Linked DNA regions of Homo sapiens: region 1 is linked to region 2. Evidence: chromatin contacts called from ENCODE POLR2A ChIA-PET data. All regions are on one chromosome and are shown on one strand. Each heading gives the region's core, a stretch centred on a gene start or an enhancer-like site at or near the end of the contact. The rest is flanking DNA. Distances are from core to core; before and after follow the strand shown.

What was found. ChIA-PET counts read pairs that join two places held with the same protein, here RNA polymerase II (POLR2A).
Region 1: POLR2A ChIA-PET joins it to region 2 with 11 read pairs in BJ. The contact joins two enhancer-like sites. POLR2A ChIA-PET finds 5 or more read pairs at or near these places in 2 of 52 experiments (AG04449 and BJ).

What each region holds. Positions count from the first base shown.
Region 1 is chr16:81,746,913-81,751,560 of GRCh38, forward strand. The region is part of intron 2 of LOC105369213 (a long non-coding RNA gene); the gene reads left to right. It also overlaps a transcript of PLCG2 not described here. Among named protein-coding and RNA genes, the nearest start is that of PLCG2, 30 kb to the right of the region's middle. RefSeq lists a silencer at 222-414 and an enhancer at 1,920-1,989. Within about 2 kb of position 1,844, at least 3 of the 41 ENCODE cell types and tissues checked have a DNase peak (open chromatin) inside an H3K27ac peak, as active enhancers do.
Region 2 is chr16:80,611,342-80,616,436 of GRCh38, forward strand. CDYL2 (chromodomain Y like 2) reads right to left here. Exons shown (of 7, transcript NM_152342.4): 5 at 1,285-1,495. Among named protein-coding and RNA genes, the nearest start is that of LINC01227, 41 kb to the left of the region's middle. Within about 2 kb of position 2,775, at least 3 of the 41 ENCODE cell types and tissues checked have a DNase peak (open chromatin) inside an H3K27ac peak, as active enhancers do.

The sequences.
Region 1 (4,648 bases), core at 594-3,093, 1.1 Mb after region 2:
GGAGTTGTAATTTCATTAAATTCCAGCCAAAATTCATAGGCAAAAACTTAAGGAAATCTTGTCACATAAAGGGATTCAGCAAAGGTACACCAACCACCTTGCTAGCCAGGACACAGTGAGATGAAAGTTAAAAGCATATGACAAGCTTCTGGGTCAAGCATTCTCAAACAGTACTAGCGATAGTATTAATGGGTTTATCCTCTATAAAGAGTAATTTGGCAATAGCTTTCAAAATTACAAAGGCATATATGTGCAGCTTCAGTGATTCCCCCTCTAGGAATTTCTCCTGCAGACATACTCCAAGATTTTCAAAATGACAAAAGTTTAAGAATATTAATGGGACTGGGCGCGGTGGCTCACACCTGTAAGCCCAGCACTTTGGGAGGCTGAGGCGGGCAGATCACTTGAGGTTAGGTGTTTGAGACCAGCCTGGCCAACATGTTGAAACCCCATCTTTACTAAAAATACAGAAACTAGCCTGGCGTGATGGTGGGTGCCTGTAGTCCCAGCTACACGGGACACTGAGGCACAAGAATTCCTTGAACCCGGGAGGTGGAGGTTGCAGTGAGGTGAGATTGTGCCCCTGCACTCCAGCCTGGGCGACAGAGGAAGACTCTGTCTGAAATAATAATAATATTATTAATGGTAGTATTGTTTTTTAAATAAATGATTGGAAGTCATCTACACATCTGTGGATAGAGGATGAGTTACATCAATTGTGATGTATCCATATACTGGAATACCATGCAGCCATTTAAAATAATAAGGTGCAACATCATCTATATAATATTCTTGCAAAAAAATGTTTAACCTAAATCTATTATGAGGAAAGAAACAGAAATTCAAGTTAAGAGAGATTTGCAAAATGCCTGGACACTCAAAAATGTCAGTGTCATAAAAGACAATATGGACTGGCGGACTGTTTTAGATTACAGTAGACTAGAGACATGACTGTTAAATGAATGACTTTTTTTCTTTCCATTTTTTTTTGAGATGGAATCACCCAGGCTGGAGTGCAGTAGCGTGATCTTGGGTCACTGCAACCTCTGCGTCCCAGGTTCAAGTGATTCTCCTGCCTCGGCCTCCCAAGTAGCTGGGATTACAGGCACCTGCAAGCACACTCAGCTAATTTTTGTATTTTTAGTAGAAACAGGGTGGCCCCATATTGGCCAGGCTGGTCTTGAACTCCTGACCTCAGATGATCCGCCCACCTCGACCTCCCAAAGTGCTGGGATTGCAAGCCTGCGCCACCGCACCCGGCCAAGGCCCTTAGTTTGAGATAGCCTGGCCAACATGGTGAAACTCCATCTCTACTAAAAATACAAAATTTAGCTGGGCTTGGTGGCACATGCGTATAATCCCAGCTACTCAGGAGGCTGAGGCATGAGAATTGCTTGAACCTGGAAGGTGGAAGTTGCAGTAAGTCGAGATGGTGCCACTGTACTCTAGCCTGGGTGACAGAGTGAGACTTTGTCTCAAACTTAAAAAATTAAAAAAAAAAAAATGAAAAAAGAAAGGTGCAGAGCAGAGTATGCAGAATGCTGCATTTTTGTGGAAATGCTCAAAGACTGAGTCTGAAAGGAGACACAAGAAAGAGGTGACTAAGGATGTCTCGGAGAGGAGAACTGGTTTGGGGGAGGGGACATTAGGGGTAAACAGGGGACTTCTTGCACTTACCCCTTGAGACCTTTTGAATGGCATGCCATGTGCCTGTATAAACTATTCAAATTGCAAAAAAATAACTTCAAAGAAGACTGTTTCTGGGAAAGCACTTGTGGTCAGAAAACCCCAGACTCGGATCTCCTATTCCCCATTTGTAGACTTGATGGTAAACCCAAACAGAAGGAAGGAAAGCCAGTGACTTTCATATCTGTTTCCACATCTTATCCTCATTACAACCCTGTGAACCAGTTAGGTTTTATCGGGCACATTTGACAGATTAGGAAAATTGAGGCTCAGAGAGGCTCGGTGAGATGCTGGCAGAGCTGGGATTGAAACAGTCTTGACTATGACTGTACCTGGCTCCTTCCCTCCTGCAGGGGACCTCTCCAGGCACTGAGGCCTGTGGCGGGGGGTGGCAGGAGAGAGCTCAGGGTGGAAGATGTGGGTGAGGTTTACTTCCAGGCTGTGGTGCTCACTAAAGCTCCTTTCCACTGCGACTTTCACAAGGGGGCCCCTCAGTCAGGAAACAGCAGTCTAGGATGCCGGGCAGCCAAACCAGGGTTTGATTTACATGTTCTCACACTACTGGTTGGGTGGTTTATTTGGGAAGGTAGGAGCTAACTCAGCCAAAGATCCTGTTCTCTGAACCCATCTGGGTTGCTTTTTAACATCTCTATAATCCCTGAAGATGTAGATTTTAAAAAATCACTTGATTGATTTTTGTCAAATTATATGCCTTAAACAAACTAAACTTTTTCATTAAATAAATTATATTTTATTTTTTATTTTTTTGCGATGGAGTCTCATTCACTCTGTCATCCAGGCCGGAGTGCAGTGGTGTGATCTTGGCTCCTGGCAACCTCTGCCTCCTGGGTTCAAGCAATTCTCCTGCCTCAGCCTCCTGAGTAGCTGGGATTACAGGCGCCTGCCACCAAGCCCAGCTAATTATGTGTATTTTTAGTAGAGACGAGGTTTTACCATGTTGGCCAGGCTTGTCTCAAACTCCTGACCTCAAGTGATCCATCCGCCTTGGCCTCCCAAACTGCTGGAATGACAGGCGTGAGCCACTGTGCCTGGCCTTCATTAAATAAATTTAAAGAAATAGATGAGTGTTACCAATTCAAGCAATGAAGTATTTGGAGGGCAATTTGGTGTTTCTGTCAAAATTGTTTTGGTATGTGTCCAGCATTTACACAGCAAATGATTTATCTTTCCCTGTGGATATACTCACCCCACTGTTCAAGGATACATGTCCAAAGATGCATTGCTTATGAAGCAAAGACACAAACCTAGAAAGAGCTGAGATGTCCCTCAATGGACAGCTGCTTCACTTAAGTGTAATCCATCTACGCGGCGGAATGCAAGGTACCATGGTTGAGAAAAAGAAAGCTGGCTGGATTTGCTGACCTAGAAAGAGATCTGCAATATACCGTTAAGTAAAAACAACAGTAGAATAATATGATCCCATTGTGAAAAAAAAAAAGTTAAAAACACATAGAGGTATCTATGTTTTAGCAAACATAGAAAACAATGTATAAGATCCAGCAATTTGGCTGGGTGTGGTGGCTCATGCCTGTAATCCCAGCACTTTGGGAGAACAAGGCGGACAGATCACCTCAGGCCAGGAGTTCAAGACCAGCTTGGCCAACATGGTGAAATTCCATCTCTGCTAAAAATACAACAACAACAACAAAAATTAGCTGGACATGGTGGCGGGCATCCGTAATCCTAGCTACTCAGGAGGTTGAGACAGAAGAATCCCTTGAACCTGGGAGGGGAAGATTGCAGTGAGCTGAGATCTCACCACTGCACTCCAGCCTGGGTGGTGATAGAGTGAGACTCTGTCTCAAAAAAAAAAAAAAAAAAAATCCAGCACAGCAATCCCACTTCTGGATATTTACCCAAAAGATTTGAAATCAGTTTGTTGAAAGATGTCTGCACTGTCAGGTTCATTGCAGCATCATTCATAATAGCTGAGTTATGGAATCAACCTAAATGTCCATCAACAGATTAATGCATAAAGAAAACGTGCCACATATTTACAATGGACTACTATTCAGCATTTAAAAAGCAGAATGGGGACTGGAGATTTTTTTTTTTTTTTTTTTTTTGAGATAGAGTCTCCCTCTTTTGCCCAGGCTGGAGTGCAGTGGCGCGATCTCGGCTCACTGCAAGCTCCGCCTCCCGGGTTCATGCCATTCTCCTGCCTCAGCCTCCCGAGTACTTGGGACTACAGGCGCCTGCCACCACACCTGCACCTGGCTAATTTTTTGTATTTTTAGTAGAGATGGGGTTTCAACATGTTAGCCAGGTTGGTCTCGATCTCCTGACCTCAAGATCCACCCACCTCAGCCTCCCAAAGTGCTGGGATTACAGGCGTGAGCCACCGCACCCAGCTTTTTTTTTTTTTTTTTTTTTTTTTTCAAACAGAGTTTCACTCTTGTTGTCCAGACTGGAGTACGGTAGTGCAATCTTGGCTCACTACAACCTCCACCTCCAGGGTTTAAGTGATTCTCCTGCCTCAGCCTCCTCAGTAGCTGGTATTACAGGTGCATTCCACCATGCCCAGCTAATTTTAGTATGTTTAGTAGAGATGGGGTTTCACTATGTTGGCCAGGCTGGTCTCAAACTCCTGACCTCAGGTGATCCACCTGCCTCAGCCTCCCATAGTGCTGGGATTACAGGCATGAGCCACTGCCTCCAGCCTGGAACTAGAGATTGATGGCCAGGGAAATTCTGTCATTTGCGACAACATGGATAAAGATGGAGAACATTATGCTAAGTGAAATAAGCCAGGCCCAGAAAGACAAGTGTCACATGTTCTCACTTATATGTGGAATCTAAAACAGTCAAACTCATAGAAGCAGAGAGTAGAATGGTGGTTACAGAGGCTCGAGGACGGGAAATGGGGAGATGGTGGTCAAAGCATACAAAATCTCAGATAGGAGGAATATGGGTTTTTTTTGAGACCTATTGTATGGCGTGG
Region 2 (5,095 bases), core at 1,525-4,024:
AACCTTCTGAGATCCAGATGGGACCCGTGCTTATGAAATAAGGATTAGCCCATCAGAGCTGAATTCAGAGTTTGTGGCTGCTCTGAACAGCAGAGGCTGCCTGAGAGTCCACAGGGGAGGAGCCGTCAAAGGAAGCCCAGACCCAGCAGCGTGGTGCCTCCAACGCCTACTCGGACCAGCTACATGTTCTGAACCCCTCCCTGGTCCTGACAGCTAATCTCAGATTAACCCCTCAGATGTGGGACCTATTTAATAACAGGCTGGGTTCGGAGCACAGACAGTGGAACCAGCCAGTTCGTGCTCAAATCCCACAACTGGCACTACCACTGCATGCCTTTAGACAACTCACTAAACCTCTCTAGCCTCAGTCTCCACATCCGCAAAATGGGGATCACAGCTGTCCTGCCTCACAGGGGCGTGGACGGCGTTGACAGCCCAGCCCAGCACACAGCAAGTGCTTCCTACGTGCCAGCTGTCATCAGTGCTCTCCCCTGTCCAGACTTGCTTCTGGATGTTGGTGCAGAATCTGACCACAGCTTACAGTGGACTCCGCCGCCTCTGTTGGACAGTGGCTCTGTCTGCCCCACCTGGTGACACGACTTCTCTGAGCTTAACGTTCCATCTGTAAGATGGAAATCGCAATCGTTTCCACATGGGGTGGAGACTGCTTTGTGTCCACTGAATCCTTTCCCTCTTCTTGCTGGACATGCGCTGGGCTGCGTCTCCCGGCCTCCCTTGCAGGCGCATGTGACCAGAAGCTGAGTCATGGCCAATACCACATGAGTGGAGGGGAAGACGCCCCTGCCGGCCTGGCCCATGAAGCCCTCCAGGGTGATGCTTCTGGCTCTCTCTTCTCTCCCATTGGCTGGAAGTGAGGGCACATTTACTGGACGGGAGACACCTGGGTCCCCAGAGAGTGTGGGTGGCCCCTACACCTATGCTGGACCACTCAAGAGGATGAAGGCAAGTTTTGTTGTTAAAGCCACTGAGACCGTGGGCTGCTTGTCACAGCACCCAGCCAATCCTAAGACACGCCTTCAGGGGGTTGGAGTGAGGAATAATTGAGACGCCATGCAGAGTGCATGGTCCATACACTGACATCATCGCCATCTTCTCAGGCCGGGCTACTCCATCTGGCACTGAAGGTGTGAAGGACATGAGGCAGCCAAGCCAATCTGCAGGCTGACAACACCCTCAGGTTTCTAGCCCCATGAAGAGCCCCTAAACCCAAGGCAGAGGAAGGATCCTGCTGGGACCCGAATCCAGGTATCACAGGAGGCTTACCAGCGCGACGCCCAGGATCTGGGGGAAGGTGTAGGAGGAGCAGCCAGCAGGCGTGAGGCGGATGGTGGCGTAGGGCGTCTGGAACCAGGCCTTCTCACTGGCCCACACGATGTCACAGAGGGGCAGGATGGAGGCACCCAGGCCCAGGGCCGGCCCATTGATGGCCACCACGATAGGCTTCTTAAACTGGATAAAGGCCTTCACAAAGTCCCTGGGAGAGAAAGAAGATCCTCTTGAACAGGTGACTATAGCATGCTAAGCCCCACTGGAACCCTTGACTCTCCCAGGTGCTGTGAGGAGCACCCTCAGGTCGTCAGAGGTTAGAGGTGCCAGGCAAGGGCCTCATTGCCTGGACATGGAACCACCAGCTGTCAGATTTTCTGAGGTATACTGATGGGGTCACTGCATGTCCTGGTTTGCTCAGATTGCCCCAGTTCATGCCCCATGTCCTAGCACTGCACCCAGTTACCATCTCCTTCCACTCTCAAAAGCCATAGCTTACACAGTAAGTTATATGGGCACCCTAGATATTGACAGAATTTCTATATATCCTAAGGAAGTCAACCTGAATGTTAAGGTGCAGAAGCAGAACCACAGGGAAGGTGTAACAGGGAGGCATATTTCAACTCAAAGAGAGAAAGAATGTTCTAACATCTCTGGCCAAAGGTGAATGGAGTGGCTTTGTGGGGTATGAATTCCTCATTCCTGGAGGTATTTGCATTTTAGCTCAATGATTATGCTGGGTGATGCTGTAGAGGGACTTCAAGCTTCAGATGGTGGGTACATGTTGGGATTGATGACATTTTTCTTTCAAAAATCACACCTAGGATGGTCTGATTCTGAATTACCTGCAGGGATGCCAGACTCATCAAGGGTGGTTCTAAAATGCTGAATATGTTAGGATGGCTCTGACTAAAATTGGGTTCCCTGTAGGAAGGAGCTACAATCCTGGCTACAAGACTGGGCAATATTTTCTCTCCCTGCCCTTCTGCACTGAGCAAGGCATGTACCTTTACCAATTACACAGAGCCATCAACAATGACCTGTATTTCCTTTGCCTCAGAAGGCTTTTTGCCTTTTCCTAGTTGCTATGTATGATCTATAAAATTTTAATATTCATCTGGACATGGAGGAAAGACACAAGATGTCTAGTAAAGTCTGCATCCTTCGTTACTTTCAGAGGAAAGATTAGAAACTATAAGAACTCACAAGAATAAAATCCAAATGCCCATTACGTTGGTCTGACCTTGGCCTGACCTTGACCTGCCTCAGCTTACCTCTCCAGGTTTCCCTCACATCACTCTTGCCCCTGCTCACTGTGCATGAGCCACATGGGCCTCTGAGAGTTCTCAGAAAAACACCATTATCAGAATTTGCAATCACCCTAACTATTTGCTTGTTTTTGGATTCTTCTTCCCCTTTAGCTCCTTAAGGACACCCAGAGGTCTGCCTGGGGCACCGCTTGGCTTCCATCAATATTGGAATTAGCACTCAGTAAACAGCTGTTGAGCAAATACATGAGTCTCCCAGAACAAGAACAAAGACTGCAGAGGTGTGGCAATGGTGAACCAGCTCTTCACCAAACCTGTTTTCCCTCTTCTTCCCAGGTCTGCTGGCCGGCCACATTTCCCGTCTCCGACTGCATGTGGCTGTGGCCAAGTCACCAAGTGCTGGCCAAACAGGATGTGAGCAAAAACCCACCAGTACCACTTCCAGGTGCACATCAAACCTCCCACCATGGCGTCCTCCAAGCCCATTCATCTTGATGGGCACAGCAGTCTTGGAAGACATTTGCCGAGCCACAAGATGGAAGAAGTCTAGGTTCCTGAGTCACCAATGGGAAGACAGCCACAGGCTGATGGTGACATCTATTTTAGGTTCATGTATGTGAGAAGTACATTACTATATATGAGGCTTACTTGTTACAACAGCTAATACTTAACTAATACAAAAGTCGAGGCTGGGCATGGTCATTCACGCCTGTAATCCCAGCAGTGTGGGAGGCCGAGGTGGATGGATCACAAGGTCAGGAGTTCTAGACCAGCCTGGCCAATATGGTGAAACCCCATCTCTACTAAAAATACAAAAATTAGCTGGGTGTGGTGGCAGATGCCTGTAGTCCCAGCTACTTGGGAGGCTGAGGCAGGAGGATTGCATGAACCCAGGAGGTGGAGGTTGTAGTGAGCCGAGATCGGGCCACTGCATTCCAGCCTGGGAAACAGAGTGAGACTCTGTCTCAGGGAGAAAAAAAAAAAAAAAAAAAAAAGTTGAGCTGATTTATCTCTTCTCAATCAATACTGTTCCTTCCCCCAAGTCTTATCAAAAGTTGTGGATATCATAATGATATACTGGGATCAGATTCAACTGCGAGAAGTCTACTTAATGTTCTGCGGGGGTAGAAGGTATCTTACGATCTATGTAAGTCATCATAAAAGTACGTGCCTCTGACTCATGCTTGAGGCATCACATTCCCTAAGATGGTGGAGTTAGCTCTCAGTCCCTGCTGGCCCCCAAAAGGTACTACTTCAGAGAGGGAGTTCTGGCTCCATGACTTCTGAAGCTTGGTATTCCAGTGGCCCATCTCCTGACATCACTCACTTCCTAACCTAATGGTGAGGTTTTCGGTTAGGTCACTGGTTTTTGCAAGTGCTTTTCACTGAAAGCAATTTGGGGTCTGCGGGGGATATGGACTTTTTTGGAGAATCCTTAGGGGTTTGGATGATTTTTGTCAAACATCCCATTCCTGAGTGACCTCATACAATTCCAGAGTCTTAGATCTCAGAGGTGGGAAGGACTTTAGGACTCATGGGACCGTATCTTCCACTCGGTGCAGAATTCCCTCCATAACATTCCAACGATGCATCATTCCGCCTCTGCTGGACGTTTTTAATAAAAGAGGGTCCGTGCCTGTCAAGACAGCCTCCCTGCTGTGGGTCTCCTGTAAGCCTCTCTGATACTGTTGCCACCTCAGCTCCATCAACCACATGACATCCTTCAGGAATGGACTGCAGCCCTTGTGACTTTCCAGAGCTTTCCTCTGCAGGACCCCAGAGCCTTTCATTCTGTGTTTTCCAACCTGAGATCCATGAAACGGAATCAGGGACGCAAGGGAAAGGGGACCAGGCGTGCAGAGCTCTGACCCTCCGCCCCAGCCCCTCCTGTGTCATCCAATCTGCCTCGCACTTCATTTCCTTGATATGAAAATGTCACCCGATGTTTAATGAAGGCCACCCCCCATCCTCTTTCTCTCACCTCGGGCAGTAGATCTCTATCACTGGGAGCCAAGCAGCAAACAGGATATTGCATTACGGGCCCTGCAGCTCCGATATCTGATCCTTCTGCGATGGCGGGGCTGCGTGGGGAAAACTGTACGCCACCTTCCCCCACATCCAAGGCCATCAGGCTGACCTGACCCACACAGCTTCCTCTGCTCTACCCGACCCCTGTGGCTTCTGCCTGACAAAGCTGCTGGGCTGCACTGATGTGGCAGAAGGAGCAACAACTTCAGAATCTGAAAGACTCAGAGTGAAGTCTCAGTTCTGCCCCTAACTAATGGTGAGACCTTGGACAGGGTGCCTGGTCTCTGGAGCCTCACTTTCTCCCTCTGTAAAATGGGAAAATCAATGATGTTGCCCCAGATAGGGAGCTGAATAAGAATCCAAGGAGACGGTCCATGCAGGGTGCTAGCCCAGTGCTGACATGCAGGGAGCACGCGATCCCTGCTGCTATTATTATGGGTAGTGCATCTGCTGGGGAGGGTGGACAGAGTCCTCATTCAATTCTCAGATTGGTCTGTGATCCATTCTCCTAG